Regions from separate parts of the Homo sapiens genome. Here region 2 is linked to region 1. A link is a contact called in ENCODE Hi-C or POLR2A ChIA-PET data. All regions are on one chromosome and are shown on one strand. Each heading gives the region's core, a stretch centred on a gene start or an enhancer-like site at or near the end of the contact. The rest is flanking DNA. Distances are from core to core; before and after follow the strand shown. Region 1 overlaps ABCA6 (ATP binding cassette subfamily A member 6). Region 2 overlaps ABCA10 (ATP binding cassette subfamily A member 10).

The links. Hi-C counts contacts between places; a loop is a spot of excess contacts on that map. ChIA-PET counts read pairs that join two places held with the same protein, here RNA polymerase II (POLR2A). Pooled maps may share reads with other maps.
Region 2: a loop to region 1 is called in a map with no recorded cell type, with 3 times the contacts of the local background. The contact joins two enhancer-like sites. A Hi-C loop is called at or near these places in 1 of 168 maps with a recorded cell type or tissue (heart left ventricle), 11 of 37 single-sample maps with no recorded cell type and 5 of 50 pooled maps. POLR2A ChIA-PET finds 5 or more read pairs at or near these places in 2 of 52 experiments (OCI-LY7 and activated T-cell).

The regions. Positions count from the first base shown.
Region 1 is chr17:69,114,461-69,117,523 of GRCh38, reverse strand. It overlaps ABCA6 (ATP binding cassette subfamily A member 6), which reads left to right. Exons shown (of 39, transcript NM_080284.3): 12 at 2,038-2,148; 13 at 2,587-2,762. Among named protein-coding and RNA genes, the nearest start is that of MIR4524A, 16 kb to the right of the region's middle. Within about 2 kb of position 1,528, at least 6 of the 41 ENCODE cell types and tissues checked have a DNase peak (open chromatin) inside an H3K27ac peak, as active enhancers do.
Region 2 is chr17:69,174,317-69,177,298 of GRCh38, reverse strand. It overlaps ABCA10 (ATP binding cassette subfamily A member 10), which reads left to right. Exons shown (of 39, transcript NM_001377321.1): 23 at 1,786-1,893; 24 at 2,522-2,692; 25 at 2,905-2,982. Among named protein-coding and RNA genes, the nearest start is that of ABCA6, 34 kb to the right of the region's middle. Within about 2 kb of position 1,423, at least 6 of the 41 ENCODE cell types and tissues checked have a DNase peak (open chromatin) inside an H3K27ac peak, as active enhancers do.

The sequences.
Region 1 (3,063 bases), core at 279-2,778:
AACTAAAGCAAGATGAGTAAAACCATTGACTATGAATTAAATTTCACAAGTCAATATCCTATAACAAACCTAAGTTATAATTTGAAATGAAAAAACACATTTTGATACAAAATATTCTAACATACAGTTTTCTATAACAGACATTTAAGCAAACATCAAAGTGAGTAGCTAGATTTCATGGAGGACTATTTACTTTTATTAAAAATAATTTTTAGGAGGGATAAAAATGATTTTTATAAAAGACAGAAGCCTTAAAAGCTGAAAAAGAAGAGCCATGAACCTTCCAGAAGTGTAGAGTTCTCCGACCATTGTGTTTATATTGCGTGTATTTTCTAATAAATACAGCATCCTCTAATTCAGTCTTATTCATTGCTTTTAGATTAGGTCTTTGAGAATTTAATGTATTTGTATGAGCAATTTTATTCTCTCTCTAGGTTTCTCTCATCAAATACCATCTAGAGCTGTGATTTCTTTCTTTAATGTTAGCTCAGGAGATACTGAAATAATTTTAAATTGATTACTTAAAGTTTTGGAGCACATTTTGAACTACCTTTGTACTCATCAAGTCATGAACTTCTTTTTGTCTAAACAAAAAACTTCTTTAAGAATTTTGTTCATTTTAAAAATAGCAGCACCTTAAAAAATTAAAAGCATTGGACATCAACACATTAAAAATATGATTATGAATTCAAACCAAGTATAGCTGCTCTTTGGGAAATCAGGGAAGAAGTTGCAATCCCTTAGCCTCCTCTTCCTTCCTCATGGAGTTAGTTTCTGGAGCACATCTGCAACACCTTTGGGACACACTTTTGAAATCTTTTATCTATGGCCTACTTTTCAGAAGCTAAGTACCATTCCATTATATGGATACCACGACTAACTTATTAACACACCAATGTATGAGATTCAATTTGTTTCCAATTTTTAGTGTAATAAAAAATACTAGAATGAACAGCCTTGTTCAATCTTTGTAAATGTCATAAATTGTTTCTTGAATATAAATTTCTAGAAGCAGAATTATTCAAAGGAAGCATACTTTCAAGATTCTTGATTCATATTTCAAATTATTTCCCTCTAAAATCATAAAAAGTCATACTCCCACAAGCAATACATAATGAATAATAATGACAACGACAACAATAGCAATAAACACTTAGATTTCATTGAGGATTTGGTGTGTGCGGGAAACTATGCTAAGTGATTTACATGTACCATTTTACATTTAGGCCTGTGAAAGACATGTTAATATATCTCTCACTTTGCAGATGACGAAACTGAGGCTTCTATTTAATTTTTCCAGTTACTGTGGGTCAGTCCCAACAGCCAGTATCACTTCCCTCTTACCCTGGAAAACACCGTATACTTTGCATTTAAAAATTACAGGCCAGGCATGGTGGCTCACATCTGTAAATCCCGAAGTGGGTGTATTGCTTAAACTCAGGAGTTTGAAACCAGCCTGGGCAACATGGCAAAACCCTGTCTCTACTAAAAATACAAAAATTAGCCAAGTGTGGTGGCGTGGGCCAATAGTCTCAGCTACAGGGAGCTGACGTGGGAGAATTGCTTAAGCGTGGGAGATTGAGGCTGCAGTGAGCTGTGATTGCTCCACTGCACTCCAGTCTAGGTGGCAGAATGAGATCCTGTAACAAAAAAAAAAAATTACAAACATAAAATTTGTTAATGTATTTGTTTAGTTGTCCCAATATTATTTATTAAATAAACCATCTTTCTAATACATTTGAAAGGTCATTTTATTAATCTTTATTTTTATATTTTCTTTGGTCCATATTAGACTTCTGTTCTGTTCCATTGGTCACTATATCCTGCACCAGTAACATATTATTTTAATTATTATAGTTCTGTCACATATTATTTTGGCAATTAGGAAAATATTGATCATTGTGTATTTTAAAGTATTGAAATGCTGAGAAATATGCCACTAAACTAAATAGCCTTGTTCTATGTTGGGACCAGGCCTGTCTAATGCCTTTCTGTTTATACTGTTAATAATTTGTTAACAATTTGTTCTAAAAATAGGCTTGCTCTTTGACATATATGAAGGTCAAATCACGGCAATCCTGGGTCACAGTGGAGCTGGCAAATCTTCACTGCTAAATATTCTTAATGGATTGTCTGTTCCAACAGAAGGTGAGTAAAAAGAAATTTCTCAAAGGCAAGATGTCTTATAATAGAATGAGGTCAAGCATATGCCTCTCATTTTAAATTTTAAATTTGATGGCTTAAGAGAAATAATGTTTATCTAAAGTTGTTTCCAAGAGCTACATAATTTTGAATATACTTCATATTTCTGCAATTTTATAAAAATTATTATCTTTATTCCATTGTGTGATATTTCAGGGTAGATGTGCAGTTCTATAAGCATATGTTTGTAACAAGAATAATTAGTAGTTCACAAATTGTGTTCACATATATGCAGTTCTATAAGCATATATTTATGTCAAGAATAGTAGTTCACAAATCATTTTAGACATTTGTGAACATATGCCAATATTTTCTTAAATGAGATCTATGAATATTAATAGAATGTATTATCTTGCCAATTTTATTTTTAACTTCTATTCTTAGGATCAGTTACCATCTATAATAAAAATCTCTCTGAAATGCAAGACTTGGAGGAAATCAGAAAGATAACTGGCGTCTGTCCTCAATTCAATGTTCAATTTGACATACTCACCGTGAAGGAAAACCTCAGCCTGTTTGCTAAAATAAAAGGGATTCATCTAAAGGAAGTGGAACAAGAGGTAGGAGGGCATGCTTGGATTAACTGACCTGCCAACCACTTACCAAATTAAATCATGACCACAGAATTCTCTTCAATGATTTATTTGCCCTGTTATGAATAAAATTTAGGCAAAGAGGTCCCATAACAAATATCGACTGCTTTAATGAGTGGTTAAAATTGCATAATATGAATCATTTTGGATTTTATTTTTATTTTTTATTATACTTTAAGTTAGGGTACATGTGCACAACGTGCAGGTTAGTTACATATGTATACATGTGCCATGTTGGTGTGCTGCACCCAGTAACTCGTCATTTAAC
Region 2 (2,982 bases), core at 174-2,673, 60 kb before region 1:
AAAGAAGTATAAAAAAGAGGTATGCATGTAAGAAGACAATTTTGTAGCTTAGGAAATTGAAACAGTCACAAAACTACTGATAGAAATGGGGAAGTTGAAAAGGAAAGTTTATTTGGAGGAGATGCTAGTATTAGTTTTTGACTTAGTATATTAGATAAAGCAGAGTATACCCAAGTAGATACTTTCTGTAGAATATTTTAAAAGCAAGGAACCCAGAGAAGTAGATGGAGATAATGCATACTTTGGGAATCATTAGGATGAAGTTGAGGATATGCAGAAGAGAGATGGGGGAGCAAAGAAAAGCAGAGATTTAGGGTAGCAAAATTAAGCAGTACACCCAAGTAGAGAGTGCAGGATATAAAGGAGAAAAAAGGTATCTCTTTAGTTGGACCCAAACTGCTTGTACACTCTAAGTACAGTAGTCCCCCTTTATCTATGATTTTGCTTTCTGCGGTTTCAGTTACCCTTGGTCAACCATGGTTGAAAAATATTAAATAGAAAATTCTAGAAATAATTTATCAGTTTTAAATTGCACACTGTTCTGAGTAGCATGATGAAGTCTTGTCCGATTCTTAGAGAGGAAAACAGATATGTGCATCAACCAATGACATTGGCCCATTTAATATTAAGCAACAGGATCAACAACATGGGTAATATCCTTTCCCAGGGGTGATACTGGGAAGCAGGGATATGGAGTCATAAGTGTTACCCTTCCCTTACACTGATGATTGTGCATTTATTTAGCCCCTGGTAATCTGGTTCTTCCCACATCTTTACTAATACTCTTAGAACAACCTTTTCATTGCTTCTTTTTTGCCCTTCCACCTGCACCTGCATTTATGACAAAAACTTACCTTTTCTGCACTCCTTTTCTTTAGATTTTTTTTGTCATAATAATAATAAATTACAGTGTCTTGAAAAAAACTTAAAGACCCCTCAATGCCTTGACAATTGTTTAATTTAAACAATTTTAGAAGTCAAATTATGTAGGCAGGGAAGATTTGCTCTCTTCTAATTGTATCTTGCACGTAGTTAGGCATAATGCCTAAGCATAAGTCCAGCTTCACAACAATCACTATTAGAGGCCAACTTGGAAATAGGGAACTGGAACAAATGACAACTTAACTCAGTGCTTCAGATATGATAACTGTAGCTCCCTAAAATATCAGATGTAAATGTAAAAGAGAAACTGCTCATGCCCTCTAAGTACAATAGTCCCCCTTCACAGTGATTTTGCTTTCTGATGTTTCAGTTACCTTTGGTCAACTGTAGTTCTAAAATATTAAACGGAAAATTCCAGAAATAAATAATTCATATGTTTTAAATTGCATGCTGTTCTGAGTAGCATGATGAAATCTTGCCCTGTCCTGCTTCCCACCCAGGAAGTGAATCATCCCTTTGTTTGGTGTGTCCACACTGTATATGTTACCCATTAGTCACTTAGTAGCCATTTCAGTTATCAGATTAAAAAAACATATTATGTATAGGGTTTGGTACTATCCAGGTTTCAGGCATCCACTTGGAGTCTTGGAATATATCCCCTGTGGAAACGGGAGACTACCGTATATACATATAAAATTGAGATTTTGAATTTCTTTTATATCATGCTGTTCCTGGGAATGGAACCTGCCACTAAGGTTAACAAAACATGTTTGCTTGTCTCTTTGCTTCTTAAATCAGGTGAATGCTTCTAGAGTTTTTCTTTATTTCCTGGAAACGTATCTTATAATGTTTGTATAATTTGTAACAATTGCAACAGCTTACTGATGTGTTTTCATCTTTCAGGATGACATAGTGCTGGATCTTGGTTTTATAGATGGGTCCATATTTTTGTTGTTGATCACAAACTGCGTTTCTCCTTTTATCGGCATGAGCAGCATCAGCGATTATAAAGTAAGAGGGAGAGAGAGGAAATTAGATTGAGATTGATTTTATTTGACTGTAGTAATTGCAATTTTATTGTTTTATACACACACAGTTGTACTTTGGTTAATGTTTTTACACATACATTACAATCTAATATCAGTATAGATTATAGTAAACACATGATTTCAAAGAGGTCAGAAAGTTTACCATTTAGCACAATAAAATTGCCACAGCTGTAAGGGAAATCATGCTAAATAAACTTCAGGGATGAAGATGTGGTACTGTTTGATCCATGCAGTTATTTCACAGTTCCAAAGGGAATTTAGATTTTTAACTATAGCATGAAATGTCAGACATACAGTGTTTCCAATTATTTAACTACGCTTTAATAAACTGGGCTTTAAAAATATATAGTGTAGTCATCTTCATTAATCTGTATCAATGGGTAAATTAACTTTAAAAATAGCTGAGACTTTTCTGTTGAACCAATAACTACACATTTCCATTGGAGATGCTAGATTTTTAGGAGGATGCTTTTTGTCACACAGACACTATAACATACTATTTCTAAAATTTATTAAACAATTTTTTTTACATAACCACAAAATCTTTTCAAACTAAGATCCCTTCCTCTATCCCTTCTATTCTTTGTCAGAAAAATGTTCAATCCCAGTTATGGATTTCAGGCCTCTGGCCTTCAGCATACTGGTGTGGACAGGCTCTGGTGGACATTCCATTATACTTCTTGATTCTCTTTTCAATACATTTAATTTACTACTTCATATTTCTGGGATTCCAGCTTTCATGGGAACTCATGTTTGTTTTGGTAAGTGATCATTTTTTCCACAAGCCAATTATAATAGTAGAATCAAAATGAAAATTCATTTTCATGAATGTTTTGTCATTAGCAAAAGGCATGTAATATGCAAGAAAATAAGAAAATTGCCTTAGGCAGCTTTATGACCTGATTATCTCCCCTCCTCTTTCCCTCTATGACCTGCCATTTCTAATCTTGCCATTGATCCTCATTATTTGCAGGTGGTATGCATAATTGGTTGTGCAGTTTCTCTTATATTCCTCACATATGTGCTTTCATTCATCTTTCGCAAGTGGAGA